Linked DNA regions of Homo sapiens: region 1 is linked to region 2. A link is a contact called in ENCODE Hi-C data. All regions are on one chromosome and are shown on one strand. The core of a region is the stretch at or near the end of the contact, and the rest is flanking DNA. Distances in the headings are between cores, read along the strand shown.

The links. A loop is a pair of places that touch in the nucleus more often than their neighbours do. Pooled maps may share reads with other maps.
Region 1: a loop to region 2 is called in a map of ascending aorta, with 7 times the contacts of the local background. The contact joins the promoter of ASMTL here to the enhancer-like site in region 2. A Hi-C loop is called at or near these places in 8 of 168 maps with a recorded cell type or tissue (ascending aorta, esophagus muscularis mucosa, gastrocnemius medialis and 5 more), 3 of 37 single-sample maps with no recorded cell type and 20 of 50 pooled maps.

What each region holds. Positions count from the first base shown.
Region 1 is chrX:1,451,571-1,454,665 of GRCh38, reverse strand. It overlaps ASMTL (acetylserotonin O-methyltransferase like), which reads left to right and starts at 1,757. Exons shown (of 13, transcript NM_004192.4): 1 at 1,757-1,918. The coding sequence starts at 1,826.
Region 2 is chrX:2,323,722-2,327,227 of GRCh38, reverse strand. All of the region lies in intron 3 of DHRSX (dehydrogenase/reductase X-linked), which reads left to right. All of the region lies in intron 1 of LOC124905239 (a long non-coding RNA gene), which reads right to left. Among named protein-coding and RNA genes, the nearest start is that of DHRSX, 180 kb to the left of the region's middle. Within about 2 kb of position 1,992, at least 14 of the 41 ENCODE cell types and tissues checked have a DNase peak (open chromatin) inside an H3K27ac peak, as active enhancers do; they include ascending aorta, gastrocnemius medialis and sigmoid colon, where a contact is called at or near this core.

The sequences.
Region 1 (3,095 bases), core at 508-3,007, 870 kb after region 2:
GGCTCTTCTGTGACTTCTCTGACTACAGTTTTTCGTTTTCTCCGTAATGTGTTGGACACCCTCGGATGTCATTCCACAGTTAACAAAATTAACTGTAGGATTCCATTTTCTGCATCTACACATCACTGGCATAGGCTCTGGGTATATTATTATTTTTGACATTTTATTTTAAAATCTTTTGAGTCACAAAGGCTGGGGAAACAGTGCCCGGAGTCTCCACGCCACGCTGGGTTTATGTGGAGCAGGTGCGGCTGGGCTCTGGGGTTTAAGAAAAATCCTCGCACAGCTCACGCGCGCCCCCTGCAGCCTGCGGCGCGCAAGGGACCCGCTGCCCTGGAGGTGGGCTCCGTTTAGGGAGGGAAGGCACAGCCGGGCGTCCCCCACCTCACAGCGCCCGCCCTGGTCCCATCCCTGCGCCCCCAGCACCGCGCCCCCAGGGGGTCCCCACGCCGCGCCCATCACCACGCCCGCGCGGATCCCCAGTGTCCACGCCCCTCCCACAAGGACCCCCACCTTCTCCACGCCCCTCCCACCAGGCACGCGGGGACCCCCCCCCCACCCATCTCCCCGCCCTTCCCACCCGGCCCGCGGGGACCCCCATATCCATACCCCTCCGAGCATTCTCGCGGGGACCCTCATCTCCAAACCCCTCCCACCATCCCCGCGGGGATCCCCATCTCCACGCCCCTCCCACCAGGCCCGTGGACACCCCCATCTCCACGCCCCTCCCACCAGGCCCGTGGACACCCCCATCTCCACGCCCCTCCCACCAGGCCCGTGGACACCCCCATCTCCACGCCCCTCCCACCAGGCCCGTGGACACCCCCATCTCCACGCCCCTCCCACCAGGCCCGTGGACACCCCCATCTCCACGCCCCTCCCACCAGGCCCGTGGACACCCCCATCTCCACTCCCCTCCCACCAGGCACGAGGACATCCCCATCCCCACGCCACTCGCACCGGGTCCGCGGGGAACCCCCTATCTCTACCTTCCCCGACGCGGCTCCCACAAGACCCCCATCTCTGCGCCGGGCCCCTCCACGTGCGGGTAAGAACCCCCCACCCCCACAACTGCCCACAACCGCAGCTGCGGAAACCCAGCATTTCCACTCCCCACGCCGCGCCTGCAAGGAACCCCAAGTATCCACGCCAGCCTTTCCTCCCCGGGACCCCGCAGCTGCCTGCGCCATTGCAGGTCTTGGCGCCGCAGGCGGGGTGGGGAGGGGCGGGGCGAGCGCCGGGGGCGGGGACGGGGCCCGGGAGGCGGAGCTGGGGGCGGTGCTTCACCAAGCGGCCGGGGCGGTGCCCGGGGGGGAGGCGGGCGGGGGTGTGGCCTGGGCGTGGCCTCACGGGGAGCTCAATGGCGGCGTGGCATGGGCGTGGCCTGGCGGAGAGGGCAAGGAGGTGTGGCCTGGGCGTGGCCTGGCGGAGCGGTCAATGGCGGCGTGACATGGGCGTGGCCTGGCGGAGAGGGCAATGGAGGTGTGGCCTGGGCGTGGCCTGACGGAGAGGGCAATGGAGGCGTGGTCTGGGCGTGGTCTCAGGGGAGATCAATGGGGCGTGACATGGGCGTGGCCTGGTGGAGAGGGCAATGGAGGTGTGGCCTGGGCGAGGCCTGACGGAGTGTTCAATGGAGGCGTGGCCTGGGCGCGGTCTCGCGGGGAGGCCACTGAAGGCGCGGACTGGGCGTGGCCTCGCGGAGGCGGGCGGGGGCGTGGCCTCGCGGAGGCGGGACTCTGGCCGCCTGTTTTTTTTGCAGCCGCGCTGCGCGCACCGCGGGCTCCGGGCTCAGAAGTGCGGACGCCCGGCTCCCGGCGTGGACGCCATGGTGCTGTGCCCGGTGATTGGGAAGCTGCTGCACAAGCGCGTGGTGCTGGCCAGCGCCTCCCCACGCCGTCAGGAGATCCTCAGCAACGCGGTACGGCCTGGGCCTGGGCGGGGCAGGGGACCGGGGACGGAGGGGCTGAACCCCGGAGGGCCCAGCGACTCAGGAACTCTAGGGATAGGGATGGGAGAGTGACCCGAGACCCTTAGGGATGGGGGAGGGGAGAGTGTCCCGGGACCTCCAGGGATAGGGTTGGGGAGAGTGACCCGGAACCTCTAGGGATGGGGGAGGGGAGAGTAACCCGGAACCCCCTAGGCATGGGGGTGGGGAGTGACCTGGGTCCCCATAGGGATGGGGGAGGGGATCGTAACCCGGGACCCCTAGGAATGGGGAGGGTAGAGTGACCCAGGACCGCTAGGGATGGGGACAGCAGAGTGACCCCGGAGCCCCATGGATGGGGATGAGGAGAGTAACCCGGGACCCCCAGGCATGGGGATGGGGAGAGTAACCCGGGACCTCCAGGGTTGGGGATGGGGAGAGTAAGCCGAGACCCCCCCTAGGGATGGGGGTGGGGGAGTAACCCGGGACCCCTAGGGATGGGGGAGAGGAGAGTAACCCGGGACCCCCAGGCATGGGGATGGGGAGAGTAAGCCGAGACCCCCAGGAATGGGGTTGGGGAGAATAACCCGGGACCCCTAGGGATGGGGTTGGGGAGAGTGACCCAGGACCCCCTAGGGATGGGGGAGGGGAGAGTAACCCGGGACCCCCCTAGGGGTGGGGGAGGGGAGAGAAACCCGGGACACCTTAGGGATGGGGTTGGAGAGAGTAACCTGTAACCTGGGACCCCCTAGCGATGGGGGTGGGGAGAGTAACCCAGGACGCCCTAGGCATGTGGTTGGGGAGAGTGACCCGGGACCCCCTAGGGATGGGGAGGGAGGAGTGACCCAGGACCGCTAGGGATGGGGACAGCAGAGTGACCCCGGAGCCCCATGGATGGGGATGGGGAGAGTAACCCGGGACCCCCAGGCATGGGGATGGGGAGAGTAACCCGGGACCTCCAGGGTTGGGGATAGGGAGAGTAAGCCGAGACCCCCCTAGGGATGGGGGTGGGGAGAGTAACCCGGGACCCCTAGGGATGGGGGAGAGGAGAGTAACCCGGGACCCCTAGGAATGGGGAGGTCAAGTGACCCGGGACCCCCCTAGGGATGGGGGTGGGGAGAGTGACCCGAAACCCCTAGGCATGGGGTTGCAGGGAGTGACCCAGAACCCC
Region 2 (3,506 bases), core at 743-3,242:
CAGATCCATTTTGCAGCTTTGCTGCTTGGAACCTTGATGGAATGGCTGAGTACATGGCCGCCAGCGTCACTCATGCACGAAAAGTGTTGTTGAAAGCTAATAGAAACTGAAATCTGGTCGGGCACGGTGGCTCACGCCTGTAATCCCAGCACCTTGGGAGGCTGAGGCGGGTGGATCACCTGAGGTCAGGAGTGCGAGACCAGCCTGGCCAACATGGCGAAACCCCATCTCTACTAAAAATACGAAAAATTAGCCGGGCATGGTGGCAGGCACCTGTCATCCCAGCTACTCAGGAGGCTGAGGCAGGAGAATCGCTTGAACCCTGGAGGTGGAGGTTTCAGTGAGCCGAGATTGCGCCATTATACTCCAGCTTGGGCAACAAGAGTGAAAATCTGCCTGGAAAGAAAAAAAAAAAAAAGAAAAACTGAAATAGAAGATTTCCCTTCCCCCAGTTCACTTTGACTGCGCTAAAGTAATTTCCTTTGAGGGCAGAGAGGACACGGATTGCTTTGGGCATACTTCAAAATGCTACTGTCTCCCTAGGAATATTGCAAAGTGGTTACTTTCCCCCAATAACACACAACTGGATATTTCTTTGATCTTCACCCTGGGAACCTGGTGGAGCTCCCGGAGGTAAAATTTGTGAAAGTACAAGGTCCCCTCTAAGATGGGCCCCCAGAAGTTTTTCTGTTGTTGTTGTTTTTTGAGACAGAGTCTCGCTCTGTCACTCAGGCTGGAGTGCAGTGGTGCGATCTGGGCTCACTACAACCTCCACCTCCCAGGGTCAAGCAATTCTCCTGCCTCAGCCTCCCGAGTAGCTGGGATTACAGGTGCCTGCCACCACGCCCGGCTAATTTTTGTATTTTTAGTAGAGACGGGGTTTCACTATGTTGGCCAGGCTGGTCTCGAACTCCTGACCTCAGGTGATCTGCCCGCCTTGGCCTCCCAAAGTGCTGGGATTACAGGTGCGAGCCACCATGCCTGGCCAGGAGTTTTTAACTTACTTAGGCTTGTCCACTGTCAGCCTGCAGCTGTTTAATAATTACCCTGCAAATGTGTCCATCAGGTGCTGGCTCCAGCAGGAACTCCTAGACAAGCACAATTCCACTTGCCACCTGTCTGTCCAGTCTTCAGGCAGCATTTCGTCTTGTGATCTCTATTTTCTGATGGATCGCAGAGTTGCTGATTTTCAGTATGTTCTGCTCTTTGCCTATTGTGAGGATAGGAATTAAAATGCGCAAGCTCTCTACATGTTAGTGAAGTGGCTACGTTGTCTGGGGTATATACCCTGGGGTTCGTCATTGGGCATCAGGAAAATTTAGGACAAAGACACACACGAGGAGTTTAGGAGTGGAAGTTTAATCAGGAGAAGAGAAAGAGAAATGGTTTTCTCTATAGAGAAAGGGGTCTCCGAGCGGAAAGGACCAGCTGGCACCAAATGTGATGGATTTTATAGTCCAGTTTGAGGAGGCGGTGTCTCATTTACATAGAGCTCAGAGATTGGTTCCATCAAGCATGGCATTTACATAGCCCACAGGAAAGGCTGGTTGCCCACCCTAATCGTTTATGCAAATGGGCTTTGTAGTTGGTCGGGGCTCTCCGAGAGATTGGTTCCATCAAGCATGACATTTACATAGCCCACAGGAAAGGCTGGTTGCCCACCCTAATCGGTTATGCAAATGGGCTTTGTAGTTGGTCGGGGCTCTCGGTCCTGTTTTTCTTACTTTACATGTGGCTGACAAAGAGGAGGGAAGATGGAGCCACTGTCTTGAACGTGTCTAGTCTCTAGTTCCTGCTGGGAAGATGGAGCCGCCGTTTTGAATGTGTCTAGTCCCTAGTTCCTGCCGGGAAGATGGAACCGCCATCTTGAACGTGTCTAGTCCCTAGTTCCTGCCGGGAAGATGGAGCCGCCATCTTGAACGTGTCTAGTCCCTAGTTCCTGCCCGGAAGATGGAGCCGCCATCTTGAACGTGTCTAGTCGTTAGTTCCTCCCGGGAAGATGGAGCCGCCATCTTGAACGTGTCTAGTCCCTAGGTCCTCCCGACATTCACCCGTACAAGCTCCCAGCTGGCTTGTGTATGTCTGCAGCTCGACTTGACAGGCTGTTCATTGTTAGAAAATGACTTGGGGCTGCTTTTCGTTAAAGAGAAAAGCTGCCGGGCGCAGTGGCTCACACCTGTCATCCCAGCACTTTTGGAGGCTGAGGCGGGTGGATCATTAGGTCAGGGGTTCGAGACGAGCCTGACCAGTGAAACCGCGTCTCTACTAAAAAAAAAAAAAACAAAACAAAAATTAGCCGGGCTTGGTGGTGCGTACCTATAATGCCAGCTACTTAGGAGGCTGAGGCAGGCGAATTGCTTGAACCCGGGAGGCGGAGGTTGCAATGAGCGAACATCACGCCACTACACTCCAGCCTGGGCGACAGAGCGGGACTCCATCTCAAAAAAAAAAAAAAAAAGAAAAGAAAAAAGCCTTGCCGAGGACTCCCATACCCTTACTGTCTGCCTAAGTGATTTCTTCTTAACTCCTGTATCACTGGCAGACTCTGAGTTGCCTGTTGGGTGGAGTACTATATTGCCGAGTATCATGACTGTATTAGATGTGAGGGAGACAGTGTGAATAGGACATGGTCCCTGAAGAGCACAGAGCTTTCACCTGGGGCTGGGCGGAGCTTCTGTCCTATCCAGTGTTATGGAACCCTTGCAAGCACAGGTCAAGCAGCTCAAGGGCTGGAAGACGTGCACACAAAATCCAAGGGCAACGTTGGAAAGAGGTTTAGTGTTTCTTAGAAAAATGCCAGAAGGCTGAAGAAGTGGGGGCCCCGAGCAGCTCTGAAGGGTGTGTATGCAATTAAACTGAAGCCAAAGGCTGAGAGAGAGGAGTGAGAGCCGCCTACGGAGCTCTGTGCAGCTTCATCATAAACTCACAGACAGGCTTCATGCAGCGCCGTCTCAGTGCATTCAATGTTTGGATTCCACATGCATGCGTCCTCAACCCCCTTGCAATGCTGTTCTCCTTGGAGGGAAATGGGTCCTTCTTACCCTATCACATGCAGGTATCTGGTCTACCAGATAAATGTGTGAGAAATCACCAACAAAGCAGAAATTACTTTTAATTACAAAGCAGAGTCATCGTAAAACTTTGTGCAAAATCTTTTTTTTTTTTTTTTTCCAGACAGGGTCTCCATCTGTTACCCAGGCTGGAGTGCAGTGGTGTGATCATGGCTCACTGCAACTTCAACTTCCGAGGCTCAGGTGATCCTCACATCTCAGCCTCCCAAGTAGCTGGGATGACAGGTGTGCACCACCACACCCAGCTAATTTTTACTATCTGCTTAAGTCATTTCTTCTTAACCCCTGTATCATTAGAGGAGAAACCGGAAGCCCCTATTTTTGAAATTAGTAACCACCTATCACCTAAAATTCCTCTCATTACTGTGACGATAATGATGATTTTTTCGAGACCGGATCTCACTCTGTCACCCAGGCTGGAGTGCAGTGGTGTGA